Regions from separate parts of the Mus musculus genome. Here regions 1, 2, 3 and 4 are each linked to region 5. The links are chromatin loops, found by intact Hi-C in ENCODE. Cell type or tissue: left cerebral cortex. All regions are shown on one strand.

Region 1 (5,000 bases), 45 kb after region 5:
TGAGAATTCTTTGTTCAGTTCTGAGCCCCATTTTTTAATGGGGTTATTTGATTTTCTAAAGTCTACCTTCTTGAGTTCTTTATATATGTTGGATATTAGTCCCCTATCTGATTTAGGATAGGTAAAGATCCTTTCCCAATCTGTTGGTGGTCTTTTTGTCTTATTGACGGTGTCTTTTGCCTTGCAGAAGCTTTGGAGTTTCATGAGGTCCCATTTGTTAATTCTTGATCTTACAGCACAAGCCATTGCTGTTCTGTTCAGGAATTTTTCCCCTGTGCCCATATCTTCAAGGCTTTTCCCCACTTTCTCCTCTATAAGTTTCAGTGTCTCTGGTTTTATGTGAAGTTCCTTGATCCACTTAGATTTGACCTTAGTACAAGGAGATAGGTATGGATCGATTCGCATTCTTCTACATGATAACTAGTTGTGTCAGCACCATTTGTTGAAAATGCTGTCTTTTTTTTTTCCACTGGATATTTTTAGCTCCCTTGTCGAAGATCAAGTGACCATAGGTGTGTGGGTTCATTTCTGGGTCTTCAATTCTATTCCATTGGTCTACTTGTCTGTCAGTATACCAGTACCAGGCAGTTTTTATCACAATTGCTCTGTAGTAAAGCTTTAGGTCAGGCATGGTGATTCCACCAGAGGTTCTTTTATCCTTGAGAAGAGTTTTTGCTATCCTAGGTTTTTTGTTATTCCAGATGAATTTGCAGATTGCTCTTTCTAATTCGTTGAAGAATTGAGTTGGAATTTTGATGGGGATTGCATTGAATCTGTAGATTGCTTTTGGTAAGATAGCCATTTTTACAATGTTGATCCTGCCAATCCATGAGCATGGGAGATCTTTCTGTCTTCTGAGATCTTCTTTAATTTCTTTCTTCAGAGACTTGAAGTTTTTATCATACAGATCTTTCACTTCCTTAGTTAGAGTCATGCCAAGATATTTTATATTATTTGTGACTATGAGAAGGGTGTTGTTTTTCTAATTTCTTTTTTAGCCTGTTTATTCTTTGTGTAGAGAAAGGCCATTGACTTGCTTGAGTTAATTTTATATCCAGCTACTTCACCGAAGCTGTTTATCAGGTTTAGGAGTTCTCTGGTGAATTTTTAGGGTCACTTATATATACTATCATATCATCTGCAAAAAGTGATATTTTGACTTCCTCTTTTCCAATTTGTATCCTCTTGATCTCCTTTTTGTCAAATTGCTCTGGCAAATACTTCACGTACTATGTTGAAGAGGTAGGGAGAAAGTGGGCAGCCTTGTCTAGTCCCTGATTTTAGTGGGATTGCTTCCAGGTTCTCACCATTTACTTTGATGTTGGCTACTGGTTTGCTGTATATTGCTTTTATCATGCTTAGATATGGGCCTTGAATTCCTGATCTTTCCAAGACTTTTATCATGAATGGGTGTTGGATCCTGTCAAATGCTTTCTCTGCATCTAACGAGATGATCATGTGGTTTTTGTGTTTGAGTTTGTTTATATAATGCATTACATTGATGGATTTTTATATATTAAACCATCCCTGCATCCCTGGAATAAAACCTACTTGGTCAGGATGGATGATTGCTTTAATGTGTTCTTGGATTCAGTTAGCGAGAATTTTATTGAGTATTTTTGCATCGATATTCAAAAGGGAAATTGGTCTGAAGTTCTCTATCTTTGTTGGATCTTTCTGTGGTTTAGGTATCAGAGTAATTGTGGCTTCATAAAATGAGTTGGGTAGAGTACCTTCTACTTCTATTTTGTGAAATAGTTTGTGCAGAACTGGAATTAGATCTTCTTTGAAGGTCTGATAGAACTCTGCACTAAACCTGTCTGGTCCTGGGCTTTTTTTTGCTTGGGAGACTATTAATAACTGCTTCTATTTCTTTAGGGGATATGGTACTGTTTAGATCGTTAACTTGATCCTGATTTAAATTTGGTACCTGGTATCTGTCCAGAAATTTGTCCATTTCGTCCAGGTTTTCCAGTTTTGTTGAGTATAGCCTTTTGTAGAATGATCTGATGGTGTTTTGGATTTCTTCAGGATCTGTTGTTATGTCTCTCTTTTCATTTCTGATTTTGTTAATTAGGATTTTGTTCCTGTGCCCTCTAGTGAGTCTAGCTAAGGGATGTCTATCTTGTTGATTTTCTCAAAGAACCAACTCCTCGTTTGGTTAATTCTTTGAATAGTTCTTGTTTCCACTTGGTTGATTTCACCCCTCAGTTTGATTATTTCCTGCCGTCTACTTCTCTTGGGTGAATTTTCTTCCTTTTTTTTCTCTAGCTTTTAGATGTGATGTCAAGCTGCTAGTGTGTGCTCTCTCCAGTTTCTTCTTGGAGGCACTCAGAGCTATGAGTTTCCCTCTTAGAAATGCTTTCATTGTGTCCCATAGGTTTGGGTATGTTGTGGCTTCATTTTCATTAAACTCTAAAAAGTCTTTAATTTCTTTTTTTATTCCATCCTTGACCAAGGTATCATTGAGAAGAGTGTTATTCAGTTTCCACGTGAAAGTTGGCTTTCCATTATTTACGTTGTTTTTGAAGATCACCCTTAGTCCATGGTGGTCTGATAGGATGCATGGGACAATTTCAGTATTTTTGTATCTGTTGAGGCCTGTTTTATGACCAATTATGTGGTCAATTTTGGAGAAGGTCCCGTGAGGTGCTGAGAAGAAGGTATATCCTTTTGTTTTAGGATAAAATGTTCTGTAGATATCTGTTAAGTCCATTTGTTTCATCACTTCTGTTAGTTTCACTGTGTCCCTGTTTAGTTTCTGTTTCCACGATCTGTCTATTGATGAAAGTGGTGTGTTGAAGTCTCCCACTATTATTGTGTGAGGTGCAATGTGAGGCACGAATTTCAAGGCATTTTAAAATTAGGAGGATCCTCCCTCCTTCCCTGCAAAGCCAGAAAGACCAAACTGGAGAGTTAAATAGAAAACAGCAAGTTCAGTACAGAACAACAGTCTAGTCTTTGTCTGTCTTAGAAAATCCTAGGGCTCCACCTAGTGTCTAGCTCCTTTAGAATTTGAGCACTAAACTAGAGCTAAGATGTTGAGCTGGTGGAGGTTAGGGGGTGTTAAAGAAGAAGTCTCTGTACTAATACTCTGCAGTTTTTAATTACTATTGGTCTTCAGTATAGCTTGAGGTCAGGGATGGTAATTCCTTCAGAAGTTCTTTTAATGTTAAGAATTATTTTCACTATCTTGGGTCTTCTGTTTTTCCATATGAAGTTGAGATTTGCTCTTTTCACATCTGTGAAGAATTGTGTTGGAATCTTCATGGAGATTGCATTGAATCTGTAGATTGTTTTTGGTCGTATGACCACTTTTACTTTGGCTATTGGTTAATCTTACCAATACATGAGTGTGGGAGATTGCTACATTTTCTGAGTTCTTCAATTTCTTTCTTGAGAGACTTGAAGTTCTTGTCATACAGAACTTTTGCTTGTTTGATTAGAGTTACACAAAGATATTTTCTGTTATTTGAGCCTATTGTGAGGGGTGTTTCCCCATTTTCTTTCTCAGCCTGTTTATCATTTGTATAAAGGAAGGCTATTGATTTGTTTGAGTTAATTTTATATCCAGTCCCTTTTCTGAAGTTGTTTATCAGCTGTAGAAGTTTTCTGGTAGAATTTTTTTTTGGTTGCTTATGTATAATATCATATCATCTGCAAATAGTGATACCTTGACTTCTTTTTTTCGAATTTGTTTCCCCTTGATCTCCTTTTGTTGTCTGATTGCTCTAACTAGAACTTTGAGTACTATATTGAATAGATTCAGGAAGAATGGGAAGCCTTGTCTTGTCCCTGATTGCTTTAAATATCTCTCCATTTAATTTGATATTGGTTTTCTGAATATTGCTTTTATTATGTTTAGGTATGAGCCTTGAATTCCTGACCTCTGCAGTACTTTTAACATGAAGGGTTGTTGTATTTTGCAAATGTTTTTTCATCATATAATGAGATGATCATGTGAATTTTTCCTTGTTTATATAGTGGATTACGTTAATGGATAGTACAGGGACAGACAAATTGATCAATGAAATAGAATAAGACACAGAAATAAACCCACATACTTATGGACACTTGGTCTTTGACAAAGAAGCCAAAAACATATATAATGGAAAAAAGAAAGCATCTTTAGGAAATTGTGCTGGTCTAATGGGCAGTCGGTATGTAGAGTTCTGTTCAGGAAATTTCCCCTGTTCTGATATGTTCAAGGCTCCTTCCCACTTTCTCTTCTATTAGATTCAGTGTATCTGGTTTTATGTGGAGGTCCTTGATCCACTTGTACTTGAGCTTTGTACAAGGAGATAAGAATGGATCAATTTGCATTCTTCTACATGCTAACCACCAGTTGAACCAGCACCATTTGTTGAAAATGCTGTCTTTTTTTCCACTGGATGGCTTTGGCTTCTTTGTCAAAGATCACTTAACCATAGGTGTGTAGATTTAATTCTGGGTCTTCAATTCCATGCCATTGATCTATCTGACTGTCTCTGTGCCAATACCATGCTGTCTTTGTTTGTTTGTTTGTTTGTATCAGTATTGCTCTGTAGTATAGCTTGAGGTCAGGGATGGTGATTTTCCCAGAAGGTCTCTTATTGTTGAGAACTATCCTGGTGCTTCTGTTATGCCAGATGAATTGGAGAATCGCTCCTTTTATCTCTGTGAAGAATTGAGTTCACATTTTGGGGATTTTATTGAATCTTAGATTGCTTGTGGCTGACAGGAGCCTGGTATGGCTATCCTCTGAGAGGCTCTGACAGAGCCTGACCAATACAGATTTGGATGCTTGTAGCCAACTGAGCAAGACTGAGCAAGGGGACCCCAATGGAGGAGTTAGAGGAAGGAATGAAGGAGCTGAAAGGGTTTGCAATCCCATAGAAAGAACAAAAGTATCAACCAGCCAGACCCCCACCCCCCCAACAGAGCTTACGGGGACACCAACCAAAGAGTACTCATGGAGGGACCCATGACTCCAGCTGCTTAAGTAGCAGAGGATTGCCTTA
Region 2 (5,000 bases), 150 kb before region 5:
CTGATGTGTCATTCCACTCCCAGAGGAATAGAATATCTCCTATTCCTGTCACGTTCTTCCCTTCCACAAAGCAGTCTGATGGCCTCCAAACTCACCTTAAAGTTAGACCTGCAGATGGTAGCCGCCTGGCTCATTCCTTCTCCTGTCAGAAATTGAGAAGTAATACTTATACAGATTTAGTCCTGCTGACCAGGAAGAAAACTGCTTCCAGCTCTCTCATGAACATGACACCTGCCCCTTCCTAGTTACAGGTTCTGTTCAGGATCAGTTTCCTTAATCATCACCATCATCTATAAAACCAAAGCTGTAGTTTCCCTGTTTCACAGATGACAAACTAAGGTATTGTTTGGTACTTGCCCAAGCTCCAAAGCTGGACAAGAGTAGAGCTGAGACCTTCACCACGGCCTGCGTAGTAGGCCCCTCACATCACAGCTTGGCCTGTAAAGCCAGCCCCTCACACCACAGCTTAGTTGCAGACTAGCTCAGTGGAGGTAGGCCATCAACATGGCTCCCTAGTCTGCCCAGGATATGGCTCACGATCAAGCCCTACTTCTCATTCTCATGAGCCCGTGAGATCAGGCTTTTAAACAGGTGTTTAAAGAAATGTACCACATATCTGGGTTACAGTGTAAGGTAGGTGGCAGTGATAGAGGTAGACGCTGGCTAGAAGGTTGCAGAGTCCAACACAGGGTGGAGGACAAGGCCTCCCCTGTAGGACAATGCATCCCAACTGGAGGATGGCCCTCACACTCTTCTTTCTTTACAAGAGCCCCACACAGCCTCCAGGCTGGAACAGGTGCCTCTAGTTCCACCCAGCAATGCTCAGGATCCGCTGGGGCAATGGAGCCTGGCTGTGCCTGCCTGCTGAGCCTAGGCAATACCACTCACCCATCACATACCTTTCAAAGAGACAGACAGGTTGATATCAAATGTGTAGGGCTGGCTGTGGCAGAGATATGGCAAGGGCTTGGGGTCCTAAAAGGCAAGAGCACATCAAAGCTGTAGCTGTCAGTGGGGGCTGAGTTCCCAGCAGCCTCTGCTCTCCAATACAGAGTGTGACATATGGCAGCAGTGACAGATGTGAACTGGAGAAGTCCTGTACACTGCCCTTGGTCAGAAGGTCACACATGCCACACTTGAGAAAATAAGCTGATGGGTGAATGTACAGAGAAATAGGTTAGAGATCACAGGAAGTAACAATGCTTCAGGAAGCTGAGGGAGGATAGACTTGGGAGGGGGACAATGAGAGGTCAGAGATTGGCCACAGAACCTGTAAGGAAAAGCTAGGACAATAGTGAGGGCAAGGTGGATGCCCTGGAAGGCAGAGTCCCTGGCAGCAGTGAAGCTGGCAGCCATCTTTGGTGCTGGAACAGCTGGGAAGGCCATTGATGTCCAGGCAGAGTGCTGCACATTGAACAAACAGTGTTGTTCCAAAATACAACACAAAAATCATTTAGCAGGACATAAGATAACTCTGGGTAGTCTGAACGACTATGCGTTTTTAATGGTGACAGTGTGACCAGTGATGCTTGTGGGGAGTACAGCTCCTTCCCAGTGTACTAAGGGTTAAATTAGAAACTACTTTAGAGAAAACCCTGCTGATTCGTTGGGAAGGGGCAGGAATGGTGACAGCTGTACTTAAACAGTCCTTGGGAAGGATGGAGGCAGTCAGCATCCAATCATCTCTGTGAAGATAGAGCTGGGCGAAGGACTGTGAAGGAGGATGGGGACCATTAAAGCAGGAGCCCAACAGGTCCTGGGTGGCCAGAAGATGAGAAGGACAGTGGAGGGACAGAGACAAAGAGGAGGGAGACCACCAGAGGGGAGACGTGGGTGCTGTGGTGGGAAGTGTTGGGGAAGATCCAAGGAGACAGAATGGAACTGCAGGGACTTTTATGAAGAACCAATTTGCAGGGGAAAGTCCCAAGAGTGTTCATGCATAAAATGACATGGATGGGTGAGGGAGAAAGTGCAGCAGTACACAGCTGGTGAGACAATGCCAGGGAGAGTGTGGGGAGGGAAGGCAGGGAGCCAGGAGCAGAGCAGAGCCCTCTGGAGATTTAGACCCAGAGATGTGGGAGGACCAGATAGGTCATTTACCAGAGCCGTGTTTGAGAGAAGTTAGGGCCTTCAAGGCATTGGCCATAAGAGCTGGGTGACTGTAATGAAGGGGTGGGATATTGCACTGGGAACCCTGTTGGACACACACACACACACACACACACACACACACACACACACACACACACCTTTTCCCTTATAGCCTCTATTCCAAAATGCATTCTGCAAATTAGACTCTAGAGGGAGCCATTGCACAAAACAAAATGCAGGATCCACCAAGCATCACCATGTCTCAGTATCAGAGGGCAACAGGAAAGGGCGGAAGCCGGAACTTAGAGCAGAGTTTTCAGCAGAAGGGTGCTTACCTGCTTTGGGTTTGGCACCACAAAGGGCATGAGGGCATCCATAGGCACCACCCACGGGGAGATTGTGGTTCCAAAGCTTTTCCCCAGGAATGGCCCAAGTGGGACGTACTCCCATTGCTGGATGTCTCGTGCTATGAAAAGACAGCAAGCTTAGGTCTCACCGTGGCTTACAGACTCACTCCAAGCTGCTTCCTGTCCTTGACCTACATGGACCTCTCTACATGGCTCTGGCCAACCAGATCTCCCAGGGAACAAACAGAAAGGTATTCAGTATGAAGACAGAGGTCCTTGGAGGTGCTGTGCTAGGGAACAATGAAGGATGACAGGACAGTCCCTACCAAGGGCCTGAATGGGGGAAGGCCCTCTCCTGAGATTTCTGGACCCACTTCCTCTTACACATGGTATCAGGGTGTAGAGCTGGGACTCAGATGCTGGGCTGATGAATAGTAAGGCTCAATTCAGCCACTGACTAAAATCCCTCCATGTACAGCTCTTCATCAGCAGCTGATGGTGCTGGCAACAGTGAGTGGAGTGTGTAGGGCTTGATAAAGCTTTAGGTTCTGTCAGCTCCATCCTTCCACTTATGAGAAAGCTACTCAGGGAAGCTGTGACTGCCCCACACCCACAGAGTCAGAAGTCTGCATGGTATCACCCCTGTAGTACTTAGGCCTCCTGTCCCATACCCAACTCCTGTGTGTGCCCCTAAGAACAGAACATCAGAGGAAGCTGGGCCACCAGGCATTACCGCTCCAGTCGTTCATGAGGACCATCCCGAAAATGTGTTCATGGGCTTTGGAAATGGGGATTGGCTCTCCGAATCTGTTCCCAGGGCCTACGAAGAAAGCCTGCCATGGAGAAAGTTGGTAAGAATCTAGATGACCCGATGCTCTGGGTCACTGTGGCTTACAGAGCAAAGGGAAAATATTTTCAAAGTTCAACCAGGGACTAGGGCTGCCTGAGGACCTGGCATTACTTCCCTGGGTCTCTAAGGTGGGAAGTCTACTCACATGAGCCCTTTCCCCCCTAGCCCCAGGGCACCCCAGGCCTTTCTGATTCTTCCTCTGTATTCCAGGCTCCATACCCTCACATCTGACAGTATATGACACTTGTAAAGAATGAAAACATCAGGGGTGCTCATTCCAGGAGGATTGACAAGTTGACTTCACAGCCCTACCTATCCCAAAAGGAATGGCATCTGTCCAATAGCCATGGACCAAGAGAACATCTAGCAATCATGTCTAAGGGAAACTAAGTGCGGGGGAGAAGGAATTCCTTGAGCAGTACAGAATCATCTACGTTCATGGCTAGGGTCACTGTTTTATTTGTCCTTGAGATAGGGTTTAAACAGTGCAAAATCTTCAAGATACACACACACACACACACACACACACACACACACACAGAGAGAGAGAGAGAGAGAGAGAGAGAGAGGGAGAGAGAGAGAGAGAGAGAGAGAGAGCTGAGGGCACCGAGGCATGAAGGACCCCATCTCTTTCAAATTCAGGGGATCTCCACCTCATTTCTCACAACTACATATGAGTCTTCAGCACTCTCAAAATAAAGTGCTTAATTTAAATAAAGAGTGGAGCCTTAGTGTGGGTCTTTCTAAAGTGATAGAGGCCCTGCCACCGGGCCTTGATGCTTGCTGTTCATGTGACATTGTATAAAATCACCATGAATGTGACAGAAAAAAGGTGGACCGGTGCTCCCACAAGATGCAACAAGCTGGGTTTTCATAGTCTCTGGCTACAACACTCACCATATTTTACCTCTTTCTGTTAAAGATAGCTGACATAGTGTTGGCTCAACAACACTGTATTCCCCAACAACAGCTACAACTTAGGTATGAATGAGGCTTTTCTAACACTTGTTAGAATTGCCCTCCTGCAGTTAGGGAACCACAATGGACCTCCACTTGGGAGGCATTGTAAATAATAAAAGTAGTTCAAATGTGGAAAATATGTGGAGAAAAAAAACCAAAAATATAGCATGTTTTTATAGCATGAGACCTGAAACACGAAGACAGGGAGCCTGGTGTGACCTCAACTGGGGACAAATGTGTGTATCAGGAGACTCAAATTTTCCACTTCTCTGTGTGGCAATGACTTGTGTTAATATTTGGGTTGCAAATAAGTTTCAGCAAGTGGGAGAATTCACAAACACAGAATCTGAAGAAAGAACATCAACTGCATTCAGTGGTCACATGGGGACATGGGCTGCTATTTGTGGCCAAACAGGTGTGAAGTGCCGCCCCAGAAAGAGAGCTTTACTGCCACAGCGCTTTGTAGATCCCATTCAACAAAATTCCACACAGAACTCACCATTTCCAACTCCATGTCTAAGAGTCTGCAGGCACCATACACAGGAGGCTTTGCTGGAAAGATGGCAGATAAAAGCAACCATCAATACCAGGCTACAGAGCTCATAGCAATAGAGAGTGGAATTAGGGTACTGGAGTCACTTACAGTTATCAGGTCTCATCTGCCCCATGGGTCTTCGAATCGGGGTTCCAGATACCACAATGGAGGAAGCTCGGCCATGGTATCCCACAGGTAAGTGGAGCCTGATAAAGGA
Region 3 (5,000 bases), 60 kb before region 5:
TGTCAGTGTGATTTGTAGTAAAATATAGAACTAAGTTTTAAAAGCAGAAGCAACTACACTATAAAAACAAAACATCTGCAAGCTACAAACATCAAAAAAATGCCCCCTAGCCAGATGTGGTGGCACACGCCTTTAATCCTATCACTGGAGACAGTTGACTGGGGGAATCTCTATGAGTTCCAGGCCAGCCTAGTCTATATAGAGAGTTCTAGGCTTTATAGTGAGACCCTATCTAAAAAAATTAAAAAGCTCCTCTCTCATGCCTTCAACAAGTTATTCAAAGCATACACACACATGCGCGCACACACACACACACACACACACACACACACACACAAAGGAGCAAAATTAAAAAATTAAAGACATTTGTCTAGAGCAAACCCTAGGACATTCTTAAACCTAAAAAATACTTCAATGTGTGGTTGACAAGTCTTGAAAAACTTAGTACACTCACATAGTCTTCTCAAAAGTGGCGGAGGGTCACGTGGGTCCTAATGTTTCCCTTAAAGGATCTGCTCTCTGACACTCTCCCTCCAACAAAGCCTGTGCCAACTAGGCAGACAAAGCTTACTCCAAGTTTCTTTTGCAAGACGGACGGTTTTAAGGCAAAGAAGACTCCTCAATAACCTGCCAGAGACTGCAGGGAGGGGAGGAGTGGTGGAGAACAGACAGGGTGGCTTCACAAAACATGGAGTTTTCTCCCACTTGCTGGTTTTGCCCTGAGAAGTACCAAAGGGTGCCAAACTTTCCACAGCCGGTTTGAAGGGATTCGGTGTAGAGATTAACAGAAATCTTAGTTCCTCATGCAAACATAGCAACTAGGAACCAGTCACAAGAACAGTGAGTCTTCCTGATTAAAGGAAGGAAGCAGAATCGTAACGTTTTCATCTCTATTTTATTACTGATTGCCTACAACTTTCTACCACGATCTACAGTATTTACTTTTCGACAGGCAACTTGGGCAACAACAGCTGCAAGAAGAAAAGTTCCCAGAGTACACTTGTTAGAAGCAAAACAAGAAACACCATCGAAACACTGGGGTGAAGGGAGGAACACAGCATTAAGAAACAATGAAATGGATGAACCACAACCATACACTATCTGTCCAAAGTTCAAAGGGCAAGGAACCTAAAGTGACACTGTTTGAAGAGATTAGTGTGTGACAAAACTAATTTTTAAAAGGCTAGAGAATGAGCAAATCCACCGAGTCTAGAATGTTTATTTACCTCAGTAAGAAACAGTAAACTGGGTTAGGCCAGATAAGAAACTCGTGAACACATACAAGTTTGAGTAATGTTCTAGTTCTGGCTCTGGAGTGAGGAGTCTGAAAGTTTATGTTTTCTCTCTTTATAGTACATTGTGTTGTGTATTCTCCCAGGACTGACCATTACTTTAAAAACTTTGTGATATAACTCATATTGTGAGTTTTGACATTAACACAGGAAAGTATGGCTGCAGTCAAAACAGCAATCAAGCCTGAAATTTTCCTATCTGTGCCTATTACCCCTCTTACATGTTTGTCTCCCCGCCCCACCCCACCCCCACCCCGAGACAGGGTTTCTCTGTGTAGCCCTGGCTGTCCTGGAACTCACTGTGTAGAACAGGCTGGAATCCGCCTGCCTCTGCCTCCCAAGTGCTGGGATTAAAGGCGTGCGCCACCACGCCCGGCTTACGTGTTTTTTAAATGTTAAAAAAAAAAAAAAAAAAAGGAAAAAGGAAAAATTAAGACAATGTCTTTTCTCCATTTAAATGTTCATGGTTTACCAAAAAATTGTCCCCGCAGGCCTGGAAATAATACATAAAACAGCAATTGCCATAAAATACTTCATAAATAATCTCAAAAGCCTACGTGGCATTTTAATTAGGAAAAGGATAAATTTCGAATATAGTTTGAAAGTGACGTTTAATTTCGGTTTTCGGAACCACTAGGTGCTGACTACCAAGCTAGTTAGCATGCACGGCTTGGAGGTGACCCCAAGGCCCCAGTTCCCACAAACGCCTGACAATTCTGGATGATGATGGCAAATCACTGAGTTCTGATAGAGTTAGATTGACTTCAGACGCCACACTCCGTGTAGCTTGTTTACGCATCCAACAGTGAGAAACTTGAAAACGCTCTCAGAGGAGCAGAGAGCTTGGAATCCCGGAGACTCCCTCTGAGCCTTCTCTAGCCTCAGCCTACCAAAGGGACGTGAGGACGCTGCCCGGCGTGCGGCAGCTGCTCCGGACTGGCCCCAGGCGCGCCCACCCCGACCCCGAGCTCAGCGCGCGCCCGGGGAGCCCGGGACCGCGCCCCACCGGGACCGCGCCCTCCGCTCGCCACTGCGAGGCCACCTGCTGCGCCGCCCGCCGCTTCCGGCTCCCAGGCCGCCCGGAGGCTGCGCCCACCGCTGCCCGCACTCCTCACCTGGCGGCGGCCCTCTCCGCCGGACGCGCTGCCGCCGCCGCCTCTCGCCGCCGCTGAGAGTGAGGACAGGTGAGGCCGCCAAACCCCCACTCGCTCCCGGCCCGCCGCCGCCGGCCCTCCGTCCGCTGTTTATTAAACTTTTCTGTTTGGCTGCTCGGCCTGTGACGCGGCCTCAAGGGAGCGCCCGCGATTGGCTCTCAACGCGCGCTGACGCGGCAGTCCCAGCCCGCTGCCTAATTATGACCGGCCCGGGCGGGGCCGCGGGCCGGAGGCGGCGTGGGGGCGGGGCCGGATCTCGGAGAGTGCTATTATTGGTCAAGGCATTTGAGGGGCGTGGCACAGAGGCGCTGCTTTTCTCTCGGCCACGCCCCTGCCTCGGCCAGGTCAGCGGGCTAGGTTAGCTTTTTGATGTTGCCTCAGGAGCAAGAGGGCTCTGGTGCAGACTTGGGGGACGGCGAGGGGATGGGGTGTCTGATGACGTAGCTCCGGGCTCTGCATCCTCCCAGGGATAGACTACCCTTGTCTAGAGCTGGTGTTCCACCTGCGTAGTTTGAGAGACGACATAGATTGAGATTCTGTTGCCCAGGCCCCTAGAAGACCAGGAGGGCCAGCCCAAAGTGCCAGGTCTGAACTCTGCCCTGTCCTGAACCACGATTTACAGAGAGCGAGACCTGAGGCGTGTGTGCTCGCTTGTGTAATACACACCTACACGCCTGGACTCGGGAAGCCCCCTGGACCTTCTCGCGGAAGCGGTAGATTCTAGTCCAGCAGCCCTGCACAGGTTGTGCGGGAGAAGTGGGGGACAGCTCTCCTGAGATTTCCCCAGCCCAAACAGGATTGCCTAGAGTCCTGTCTTTATTTGAAATTATGTTATTTTGTTAGTCTTGGGGTTGTGCCTTTTGGTGTTTTACAATGTTTATCTTTGTCACTGTGCTCTCTTTACCTATTTCCCTGAAATTTCTGCCCTATTTTTACAGTAATAGGGGCTCATGGTCACAAGGTTGAGATACGGCTAACCATGTGTGGTTTGGGCTGCTTTCTGTAATCCTGTAGAATAAGGAGGAGACAGAATAGAGGACATGGTGGAGGTCAGGTAGAATTCTTTGAAGAAAAGGTGGCATTTGAAAAATTCTTATGACTTCATGGAAAACGAAAGGAAGTGTTCCTGAAGAGGGCTTGGGAGAAACACACAATGCTCTTGTGAGGTGACAGACAAGTTTCTGGGGCAGGATATTCTAAAATAAATCACCAAAGCTAAGCCTGGCCAGCCACCGTGGCCCAGGCCTTTATACTTTCAGCATGGAGAGGCAAAGAAAAATATACCTCTGTGAGTACTAGGTCAGCCTGGTGGATATAGCAAGTTCCAGGGTGACCAGAGCTAAGTAGTGAAACCCAGGGCCAAATAAAATAAAGCTAAGCCTGCTGTTCGAAACCAGAGCAGAACAGAAGGTCCCTACCCAGGGCCTAAGGGTGTTTTTGAGGCACATTCAACCCATTCAAAATTTATATTTAAGGTTGGAGTAATGATTCAGCAGTTAAGAGCACTTACTGCTCTTGTAGTGGTCTTAGGTTGGGTTCCCAGCATCTGCGTGGTGGCTCACAACTGTCAAAACACTCATACACTTGAAAATAAATCTTTAAAGCCAGGTGTGGAGACTCACACCTTTAAACTCAATACTAGGGAGGCAGAGGCAGGTTGATCTCTGTGAGTTCAAGGCCCATCTGATCTACATAGTGAGTTTCCAGACAGGCAAGGCTATGTACAAAACCAAAACCAAAACAACAACAACAACAACAACAACAACACACACACACACACACACACACACTTAGAAACATGGGCTAAAACATCGAGAGGATTTTGCCCAAGAAGATGATCTGTAATAGGGGAGACAAGGCTATAGATAGACTGGGAACGGTTTGAGGTTCAATTATGGCAGGCCTAAAAGGTCAAAGCGAGTAGTTATTTTATTTAGTAACATATAAGAACTTCTTAGACATGAGGAGGGAAGGAAAAGGAAGGGTGGATGGATCCTGACAGCTAAAAGATGCTGCAAGTGTCAGGAATCATTTTCCAGCCTGGAATTCTTTTAGGGTTCACTAGTTTCTGGCCGTTGGGAAGGAAAATTATATGAGAAGAATGTAGAATTTCGTCTAGGGTTTAAATTGTTGCTCAGGCACTTTTTGACTTACTACATTGAGCCATCTCTAATCTTTCTATGTCCTAAGTTTAGTGAGTGATGAAAAGATTTTTCCACCTCTAGAGAGGTAATTCTAATGGAGGGCATGCAAATAAACCTAATAGCAAACATCTGTATGCTGTGAATTATAAGGTGATATGTGACCTAGATGGAGAAGGTAACTATATAAACAGATGCTTGAAGGCTGTTGGACCAGGGACAGTAGTCAGGATAGGCCCCATGGGGAAGAGTAGGTTTAAATAAAATAAGTGGTTAGAGTATCTTGGTGGAGATTCCAGTGTGAGGGATTAATAAGGACCATTCTCAAGCCAGAAACATAGAAAAGGCTTAAGTTAGTGGATCCTGTGACCTGGGAAGATGAAGTTGTGAATCAGGTGGACCTGTGAGGTAAT
Region 4 (5,000 bases), 140 kb before region 5:
TCACATTCCCTAGACATGTCCAGGAAAATGTACCTAGAAACTCTCAAATTATTATTACGAATAAAAAAGAAACGGCACGGTGGCACACACCTTTAATCCCAGCACTTAGGATACAGAGGCAGGCAATCTCTGAGTTCAAGGTAAACCTGGTCTACAGATTTAGTTCCATGACAGCCAGGGCTACACAGGGAAACCCTGTCTCAACAACAACAACAACAACAACAACCCCCAAAACCCACCACTACCATCAAGTCCCCCAAATAAAACCAAGATAGTAATGGTGATGATGTATGATGTCTAAAAAGTCTCTAACTATTGAAGGACAGTAACTTCAGATTCCCCTGGGAAAGCAACCCACTTACTACCTAGTCCAGTTCTCTCAACGTGCCTGACTGCACAAATGTCCCTGCCTAACCCACTGGAATTCCCAGAAAAGGCTGAGAGCATGTCTGCTGAGGGCAAAGTATCAGAAGAGGCCAGAGGGAGTATTCTACTTCCACAAGGCGGTTGGTTGGCTCAGGTTAAGGCTCCACACACCTCAAACGTGGAAAGGACAACAAGTTAACTCTGTGTCCTTGCAACATCTAGTCATGCCTGGTGGTTGTGAAAGCATTACCTGACTCTTCTGACCAAGGCAATCTGCACAGGCAGGATATGAAAGGACAACAGATGTGGAGAAAGCTATACACTGCCAGGAACCACTTCCTTTCTTTCTTCCTTTTGCTGGTGCATGCCAGCCAAGTACTTTAGAACAATGCTACCTGTCTGTACTGGCAAAGATATTCATACTCCTTTTATGGTGCAAACAGTTCCTACACACAAAGCTGAATCAACACTATAAACAAGCAAAATAAATAAAACAAAAACAAACAAACAACCCTCCCCCCAAAAGCTCAAGCAGAAAATAGCACAAACATTTCAGAGTGATATGCGTTGCCCACCCAAGGATAGGATAGATAACTCAGCTCCACTAAACCATTTGCAAAGATTTCTTTCAAGTCAGACTATGTGTACAAGTCAAAGTTCATTTCTCCTGCCCCATGAGACCTGTGGTTAGTTCAGTGAATGCCTAGCAGTTCACTCTAGAGCAGAAAGAATTTAGGTTAGAGGTAAAAGAAGCCTGTGTCTTAGACCGAAGTTTCTAGGCCAGGAAGTGCTCAGAGGAGTTGCTCGAAATTATGGGAGTCAGCTGGTACTTTCGAGGTTACAGGGTTAAGGACTAAGCAGTGAAGTGAACGACCACCCGCGTTTTGTAAGGAAATTATGCGTCCGTTTTTGGGTCACAATCGCTTAGGCCTGCTGCCCAGGCAGGGGTGATAGCTCCCATTTCTCTATGCTCTGGTTCTTGCACAGGCCCATATATACCCACATATACTTAATTTCCGTAACGTGCACAGCTATGGGTCCTGAGCGGCACTGTAGCCACAGGCGCTCTCCCCGAGGCTCTGGAGAAACTGACCAGAACTCCCACCTCCCGGCTCCCGAGCCCAAAAATCGATGCTCACGTTGCTTTGAGTGGAGAAAACACCATAGGGCAGGTTTTGGATGGGAAAGTCGGAGTCCTCGGCCACTGGAATAAAGGACATGCTGACGAGCACCGGGCAGCAGAGCCCACGGCGGGTAGGGGGTTGGCTAACGGGACTATGCTTAGGGCAAGGATCAGACTAGCCGAGGGCCTTTAGATTCAGGGACCGCCCCGAACCCCGGGCTGCCCTTCCTCCAGCCAATACCCGGTACCACCTGGCACACACCCCTACCCGCCCCACTGGGACCGCCTCCCCACCCTAGTGATTCTTTTAGCACCCGCCCCGGAACCGCCCCACACCCTTCCCTCCTTCCCTACCCTGGGTCCACCCTCCGTACTATCCAGCACCCGCCCCGGGCCACCCCATTCCCACGCCTCTCGACTGTTCCGCATCCTTCCTGGCCAGCCCCTGCCTTGGAACCACCCGGTACCCGCCCTGAGACCACCCCGTTTTCTTCTCGGGCGACCTCTACGAGTCCAGGACCGCCTCATCGGTCTGGATATACAAGACATTCTCCTCATCCTCCCTAGATGTGCCCGGAGCCCTGGGATCTTCCCGCCTTCGCCCCGCCCCAGATGTGCCCGGAGTCCTGGGGTCACCCCACCCTCATCCTGCCCCCGAGATCCCGTCGTGTCCACGCCCTGCCTTTCCCCCTCACCCCACCCCCCCCCATCTCCATCCCGGAACTGTCAGACCGTTCCGCCCCTATGTCTAAACCTCCCCCTTCCGGGTCCAGCACCTGGATCCAGGTATTGGTCTCACCTAAAATGCCCAAGACCCAAAGCCCCGCCCCAGTAGGTGCTTTATTTCCATAATCTCTGAGGCCTCGCCCTTTTGCAAAACCGCCCAGCCTCCCTTATGAGCCAAGCTTTTTCCCTGACCCCACCTCCAGAATGCAAATTGGGATCCACCCAGTGACCCCATTCTTTTGTCTGGGACTGCCTCTGGCTCCTGTGGTGTCACTGGATACTGCAGAGGATTTGTCCCCAGTTCATCTGCCTGTGTAGCCTTGCTCAGTCAGGGTCCAGAGACCTTGCCCTGAGCACTGGTGAAAGATGGAGTTGGAGCCAGCGTCTAGAAGTGTGACACGCCTGCGTTAACGTCTTGGTGTTCTGCCTGTGCTTTCTTCCGTACAGTACTAGTGGGGAAGGGGGTCTACTTCACAGTAGAAACAAGAATTCGATTAGTTAATGATAGTTGACTTCCAAATGAAAGAGCGGGAGGAAGACCTATGGACTCTGGGACCAGAGATGTTAGAAGTTTGGCTAGTTACTGACTAGAAACGTGGGCGTCCATGATAAAGTGAGATCTCACGGGAGTACCCCGCAGACTGGGGCCGTGTTCGTGCAAATGCTTCAGAAACACAATCTGATAAAATAAAAACGGGTTATTTAAATTCTTTTTTGTATTGTGGAGACATGACTTATGGCCTAAACTGTGATCTATTTTAGAGAAAGCTCTGCTGAGAATTTGTGCTTTCTGGCTGTTGGAGGGTGTAATGTTTAATATTGTCAACTTCACTATCATATTTAGAATCACCATGGAATCACATCTCCACGTGTCTGTGTGTTTCCAAAAGGTTAAATGAATGTATGCAGCATCACCTCTTGGACTGGAGGCCTTGAATAAATGATAGGAACATGGAGTTGGATAGCTGTATTCATCTTCTTCTGCTTCCAGGCTGTGATTTAGTGTGATCAGCCTTCTCCCCAACCCTGCGTCATGCCCTCCTAGTTCCCTTCCCTAGTATGGAGGGCCTGTATCGCCTCAAACTATAAGCTTAATCTTTCCACCCTTAAATACTTCTTGTCAAGTATTTGGTCACAGCAATGAGAGTAGTAATGAATACAGATGGAATATTCTGGAGATGTTTGTTAGGTTGGTTTAATCTAAATTGAACTCTAAATCTACTTTATTGAGTTTTAGTCTGTATGACCTACCTACTGATGAGAATGGCGTAGCAAAATCACCCAAGATAATTGTATTGGAATCTGTTCTTATTAAATCATTGGTGTTTGTTTTATAAAACGGAGAGCTCTATCCAAACTTTAGTGCATGCTTATGATTGTTATATTTATGATTTTTATTAATCTGTAAAGTAATCTTTTTATTAACAAGTAGTGCCTTAGTCTTTTCTAGTTTTGGTTTGACATCTACTTTATCAATTATCAGAATAGCAAAGTCTACTTCTATTCATTTGGTAAACTGAGTGGTGCCAGACAGGTATATTTCTTGAAAACAAGAGACAGTTGAATCTTGTTTTTTAGTCCCATCAACAAGTATACCTCTTTGAACTGAGAAAGATGATTTACTTTAGGTAATTGCTATAATCATTATTATTATTTGTTTTTTGGAGTCAAGGTTCTCCTTGTGGTGCTGAGGCTGCTCTGGAACTCACTAAGTAGTCCAGGCTAGTTTCAAAGTTGTGGCTACCTTTCTACGGGCATCATCATGCCTAACAATTCAGGCTATTATTGAGGCATACTAATGCCTATAAATTTTGTAGTGTTTTTTCTGATAGGTTGGGGTGTTCATTTTTCCCCATTTGAATTCGGAGTTTGCTTACTTACTGTGTTGGGCACAATAGATAGTTCCCTAGTTCTCCTTTGCTAACATATTCCTCTCATGAAATTTATTCTTTACTGTGTTTGGCTTGCTTCTTTCACTCTGTGTTCAGGATTCTCCAAGTATACTCTGTAGTGCTGCTGGCTTAGTGGTCATTAATTGCTATTATTTGTCCTTGTCTGAAATGACCATATTCTCCCATCAGTTTTAAAAGATAGTTTTGATAGGTTAGCAGTTATTTAATTCAGGATTTGAAATCTCTCATTCCATGCTTTTCTGACTTTCCAGGTTTTCTGTTGAGAGGGTCTGATGTTATTTTGATACATTTGTTTTTGTAGCTTGATACTTTTTTCTTCTTTCAGTGTTGTTTCTTTTGTACTTTTGTACATTGTATAATGAATTTCTCAGGGCAATGCCCCTTGCATTTGTTTTTCATGTAGTATCAATTTTTTTCCCTGTAATTTCATTAAGCACATTCTCTGTGTTTTTAGTTACTTCAGACCCTTCCACCCCATGGATTCTTAGATTTGGTTTCTTATTTACCAGAGTTCTTGTAAGTTGTGTCATGTTTTACCTCTTTTCTTCCTTCCTTCCTTCCTTCCTTCCTTCCTTCCTTCCTTCCTTTTTCTTTCTCTCTCTTCCACCCTCCCTTTTTTCTTTCTTTCTCCTCTCTCTCTCTCTCTCTCTCTCTCTCTCTCTCTCTCTCTCTCTCTCTCTCTCTTTCAGCATTTCTTTAATCCCAGCACTTGGGAGGTAGAGGCAGGTGGATCTCTGTCAGTTTGAAACCAGCTTGGTTTATGTAGTGAGTTTTAGGCCAGTCATGGCTACATAGTGAGATTCTATCTCAAAACAAACAAAACTCTCAATTCTCTTGCTGAATTTCTTATCCATTTTGTTTACTTTTTCATC
Region 5 (5,000 bases):
TGAAACTGGTAGTACATTCCTGTAAGTTTAGAACTCAGGAAGTAGAGGTGATGGCAGGATCAGTTCAAGGTCATTCTCAGGGATACAGCAAGTAGCCAGGCTGGGCTACTCAAGACCCTGTCTTAAAAAGCCCATAAGAAGATGCATTGTTTCTAAGACATGGGTCTTTCTACAACAGTGGCGGTGACTTAGCAAAGTGATTATTTGACAGAGGCAAAAGCCAGATGGACAAACACTAATTTATAATGAATTTATAAAGGAAGTAAAACTTTTAAATGATCAAAACTAATCTTGTGCTGTGTATGTCATCCCTGGGGAAGCCGGGGCAGCAGAAGTTTAAGGATATTGTCAGTTGCATAGTCAGTGCAAGGCTAGGCTAGGCTATAGGAGATGATGTTTCAAGAGACCAAAAAACCAGACAAAAAGTACTCTTGAGAGTAGATGTTGCCAACTAATTAGACAAAGCCTAACTTCTTATTTTCTAAGACCCACAGTCCTGAACACACCAAGGCTTCCCCATTATTACCACAATACTATATGTGAAACTCAACCATAGTAATATCCCAGCAGAGGGTAGGTTGGTTGCTATACAGAACCCATGGATAGTCCTGGTTCTAGATCTCGCCTAGTGTTGTAGATTAGGGAGCCCCACCCCACCCCACCCAAGCCAAACAGCGACTGAACTAAGGGCTCATCTATTACCTGTGGAGAGTGAATAGTATGAAAAGTGAAGTAAAAAGGCTAAGGATGAGAAGCCGAGGGCAGGAAGAGGAACTGGAAAAAGTCAGAAGCCCATACTCTCAACTGTCAGGCCATGAAGAGTCAAAATGAAGACAACAATCTGTTTAGGGTAGTAGTCCTGTCCTCAATAATGTGGAGGCATAAGGAGAAAGAGGCAATCCATCCTGGGGGGCGAGAACACCATAGCTCCTGTCCTGTGCCTGGGGCTGACTCACTGATGCTCTGAGCCTCTGCTCTCTGTCCTGAGGCAGGCAGGTTGGGGTGGAACAGGGAAGTTGGGAAAACCTGCTGTATGCAGACTGTCTGCCTTAAGATAACTGATTCAGTTCAGGGATCACGCTGCTTCTGTCCAGTGTAAACAAGCAGCTGGCTTCTCAGAACTCTGGCACTGCTTCCCTTGCCATCTTCCCCTGACCAGTCACACCAAGTCTGAGTCACCCTGAGGTTTGGTCTGACACTCTGAGGATGTGGGCTCACAAGTAAATCCTTGAAATACCTGGCATCTATCTGCATTTCCTACAATAACTCACTAAGGTAAACATTTCTTTGGGGGCCAGAACAAAGGCTCAGCAGGTAAAACCTCTTGCAGTATAAGCCTGATGATCTGAGCTCTGTTCTCAGAATTCACATAAAGGTGGAAGGAGAGAACTAACTCCCACAGTTTATACCCTCACCTCCATGTGTGCACTGTGGTACTCATATGTGTACACTTGTACACACACACACACACACACACAATCACAATAAAAAATTTTTGATTCATTACAATTATTCTTAGCATATCTCTACTATAAAATGCATATTTATTGGAAATACATCTCTGAATGAGATAGGTGGAACAGTAAACATTATTAATATTTTATTTACTTATATGTCCATGGGTAAAGTTTTTAATTTTTTTGCTAGGGTTTAGCATAAATTCTCATTCTGTTTTTTATGATCAGCAGTGAGATTTTTTTAAAAAACTAAATAAGGAAACAAGAATGGAAGTTTTGTTATATTTAATTGATAATCTGTCAAAAACCAAAAACCCTGAAAACTTCCCATAATGACAAAATTGCTTTTGATGATTATCCACTTATTATTTGACTGGTTCCTAGTGTCATCCTGGTGTGTGCTCAAACAGGGAACTCTCTTTTGCTTTGGCATCCAGAAAGTTCCAGGCCTCTAAGGGAAGATATCAAGATGTTCAGATGTGGAGTAGAACACGGGAAAAGAAAACTACTATTCAGCTTTTTATACACTGGCTCATTCACAGGCATGACAAAACAAGTTGCGTGGGGACCCTCTAGGGTTTAGTGGAATGTCTTAGTACCCTTACAAGCTTGGGTTATATCTGCACCTGGCTTTTATAAGAAGTCCTTGGCACTTCTTCATGGTATTGCAGGGTCCACTGTTAGAAGCTTAAAGTCAAAATCTAGGATTTGGGTTAGGACTGTCCAATGCCCATCTACTTACTATCTTTTACCCCCACCCTTCAGGACTGAGTTCAACCTCTTCCAAGACTGCAGGGCCATAAAAAGATTCATGACTCCCTACCTCCAGCCCACACCTTGCCAATGTTCCGGCCCTACTGCCTTGGCTCCCTGGAAAGAATGCATCTCAAGCCGCAGGATCCTTGGCTATCTGGCATTTAACATGTCTCTCTAGTGTTTCTTACCAGAGCCATTGTGTCTCTCACCTACTTACTTCTGAGGTTCCCCATTCACGGACCACTGGTTACTGCGGGCAGACAGATTCTTTTCATGTTCATTTCCCATTCTCCCTCCCTCTCTCACTCTTCCCCACTCCCATCCTCTCTGTCTCCCATTCCCGTCTTTCCACTTTTTTTTTTCCCAGTAGGAAAAAGGATAGTTTATTAAGGAAACAGAAACAAATGAGCTTGGAAATATGCCAGAGGTGAGCTGAGCGAGTCCAGGCGGCTCTTTCTAAAGAATAGACTTGCCTTGCCTCAAGCCCCAGGGCTCACAGGCTGGGGTTTACTGAGCCTTTGAATGACCCTCAGTGACCTGTCCTGCCAGTCTTCCACCCGCTCCCTTTCTGCCTGCTTGTTGATTACATTCTACTCAATTTGAAACAGGGCGTTTTTTTTTCCCCCCAGATTCTGTTTGCTTTCCTCCCTCATCCGTATGCCTGGATCATTTATCCATGCCCGCTTCCAGCCTGGCAAACTCCTACACAAGCTGAAGCGTCAGCTCCCTGTAATCTCCTCCGAGAAGCTTTCCAACTCGCCCAAGGTGTTCCTGGCTATCAGCTAACTTGGCACACGCGGATAGGATTTTCAGGCATTTTCCTGTCTCCTTCACTAGAGGGAGTAATTCAAGGGCTGTACCGTCCCTCCCCAAATTCCAGTGAAAGAGCTCTTTGTGACGGAGGACGTTTGTTGCAGACACAGCCCTCACTGGCCTGCAGGTGTTTCCAGAGAAGAGTTGTCTTCTCTGGATTTTTGTTCCCGACCAAGCATTTGGTGTTGACCTGAAGCATTTCCCAGTCCGGCGTTCAGGAATTCTTACTGAAAAGGACCCTGATCTGAAAAGGTTGCGCTCTTCTAATGCACTTCCACTTGAGAACACGAGATGGCACCCGTGAAGAGGAAGAGCTGTTAGGCTGGCCCTGGACAGTTTCTTTCTTTCTTTCTTTCTTTCTTTCTTTCTTTCTTTCTTTCTTTCTTTCTTTCTTTCTTTCTTTCTTTCTTTCTTTCTTTCTTTCTTTCTTTCTTTCTTTCTTTCTTTCTTTCTTTCTTTCTTTCTTTCTTTCTTTCCTTCCTTCCTTCCTTCCTTCCTTCTTTCTTTCTTTCTTTCTTTCTTTCTTTCTTTCTTTCTTTCTCTCTCTCTTTCTCTCGTTCTCTCTCTCGTTCTTTCTGTCTTTCTTTTTCTTTCTTATCTCTTTCTTTCTCTCTTCCTTTCTCTTTCTTTCTTTCTTTCTCTCTCTTTCCCTTTCTTTCTTTCTTTCTCTCTCTCTTTCTCTCTCTCTCGTTCTTTCTTTCTGTCTTTCTTTTCTCTCTCTTTCTTTCTCCCTTCCTCCTTTCTTTCTCTTTCTTTCTTTCTTTCTCTCTTTCTCTCTCTCTCGTTCTTTCTTTCTGTCTTTCTTTTCTCTCTCTTTCTTTCTCCCTTCCTCCTTTCTTTCTTTCTTTCTTTCTTTCTTTCTTTCTTTCTTTCTTTCTTTCTTTCTTTCTTTTTTCCTTTTCTGGATTAGTCTATATGCAACTAATTTGAGATGATGAACCACAATTTATTCTGACACCTTCCCTTCTCTCTCCCTAAACTCACTTTCTATCCTCTTCCTGTACAAAAGAAAACCTGAGCTATCTAGCTCTAAAGAGTTATTTTTGCTTAAAAGCTAAAATTAAAACTCTGTGCTGTGAAACTTTGCTCTCTAAGCATGGTGTAGTGGCTATTCCTGGTTGTCAACTTGACAATATTTGGAATGAACTACAATCCGGAATTGGAAGGCTCACCAGTGACCCTTATCTGGAGGCTTGGAGATCCTTATCTGGATCTTGGTTTGAAGATCTTGAGCCATAGTGGCTATGGATTCCAGAAGATTGAATCTCCGAGTTTAAGGAACACACCCTTAATCTGGGCTACGCCTTTCATCTGGGATTAAAGGTGTGGTGGAACACACCTTTAATCTGGGCTCCACCTTCTGCTGGAGACAATATAAGGACATTGGAAGAAGGGAGTCTAGCTCTTGCTCTTGCTCCTTCGCCTGCTTGCTGCGTGAGACTGAGTAACTGCTAGATCCTTGGACTTCCATTCACAGCTGCGACTGAATCATTGTTGGGAATTGGGCTGCCGACTGTAAGTCATCAATAAATTCCTTTACTATTTAGAAATTATCCATAAGTTCTGTGACTCTAGAGAACCCTGACTAATACACATGGGTATTGGAGTCTTGCTGTCAGAGCACCTGTGATTATCTACACCAAACATTGGGCCCACTAACCCTTTTTTATGAGGACAAGGAGGTCTTAACAGGACCCTGCCTTTCCCTGAGGATGTATAAACTGGTATAGCCGTAGATAAGTTGTTGGATTCCCTGTAGATCAGTGGTTCTTAGCCTTCCTTACGCTGTGAACCTTCCTCACATTGTGGTGAGCCCATCCATAAAATCACTTTCATTGCTACTTCATAGCTTGCTACTGTTACGAATTGTAATGTAAATATCGAATATCCAAGATATCTGATGTGTATCCTCTGCCTCCAGAGTGTCAAGACTCACAGGTTGAGAACCACTACTGTAGATAATTCCATCACCCT

What was found. Hi-C counts contacts between places; a loop is a spot of excess contacts. Peaks named below come from ENCODE experiments on the same cell type or tissue, not always from the same donor. Only the 100,000 strongest peaks of a DNase experiment are listed, where the experiment ranks them.
Region 1: a loop joins it to region 5, with 2.1 times the contacts of the local background. A loop is called at or near these places in 5 of 42 quality-filtered maps.
Region 2: a loop joins it to region 5, with 5 times the contacts of the local background. A loop is called at or near these places in 27 of 42 quality-filtered maps.
Region 3: a loop joins it to region 5, with 6 times the contacts of the local background. A loop is called at or near these places in 8 of 42 quality-filtered maps.
Region 4: it touches region 5 in a loop (4-fold over the local background); 27 of 42 quality-filtered maps call a loop at or near these places.

What each region holds. Positions count from the first base shown.
Region 1 is chr7:84,791,864-84,796,863 of GRCm38, forward strand. No RefSeq gene overlaps it. Among named protein-coding and RNA genes, the nearest start is that of Olfr291, 59 kb to the right of the region's middle. In left cerebral cortex, a CTCF peak has its summit at 3,010 (motif pointing left); a DNase peak (open chromatin) is centred at 2,983.
Region 2 is chr7:84,592,287-84,597,286 of GRCm38, forward strand. It overlaps Fah (fumarylacetoacetate hydrolase), which reads right to left. Exons shown (of 14, transcript NM_010176.4): 6 at 4,892-4,989; 7 at 4,748-4,800; 8 at 3,172-3,271; 9 at 2,427-2,557; 10 at 900-975; 11 at 96-142. Among named protein-coding and RNA genes, the nearest start is that of Fah, 11 kb to the right of the region's middle. In left cerebral cortex, a CTCF peak has its summit at 2,308 (motif pointing right); a DNase peak (open chromatin) is centred at 2,348.
Region 3 is chr7:84,687,339-84,692,338 of GRCm38, forward strand. It overlaps Zfand6 (zinc finger, AN1-type domain 6), which reads right to left and starts at 2,619. Exons shown (of 7, transcript NM_001360578.1): 1 at 2,408-2,619. It overlaps 2610206C17Rik (RIKEN cDNA 2610206C17 gene), which reads left to right and starts at 2,302. Exons shown (of 5, transcript NR_038175.1): 1 at 2,302-2,476. In left cerebral cortex, a CTCF peak has its summit at 1,957; a DNase peak (open chromatin) is centred at 2,659; H3K4me3 peaks cover 1,925 bases; H3K27ac peaks cover 1,078 bases.
Region 4 is chr7:84,604,138-84,609,137 of GRCm38, forward strand. It overlaps Fah (fumarylacetoacetate hydrolase), which reads right to left and starts at 1,805. Exons shown (of 14, transcript NM_010176.4): 1 at 1,506-1,805. The coding sequence starts at 1,586. In left cerebral cortex, a CTCF peak has its summit at 2,430; DNase peaks (open chromatin) are centred at 1,815, 2,444 and 2,845; H3K4me3 peaks cover 1,956 bases; H3K27ac peaks cover 1,787 bases.
Region 5 is chr7:84,746,921-84,751,920 of GRCm38, forward strand. The region is part of intron 2 of 2610206C17Rik (RIKEN cDNA 2610206C17 gene); the gene reads left to right. Among named protein-coding and RNA genes, the nearest start is that of Zfand6, 59 kb to the left of the region's middle. In left cerebral cortex, CTCF peaks have their summits at 3,074 and 3,275 (motif pointing right); DNase peaks (open chromatin) are centred at 3,033 and 3,260; H3K4me3 peaks cover 693 bases; H3K27ac peaks cover 170 bases.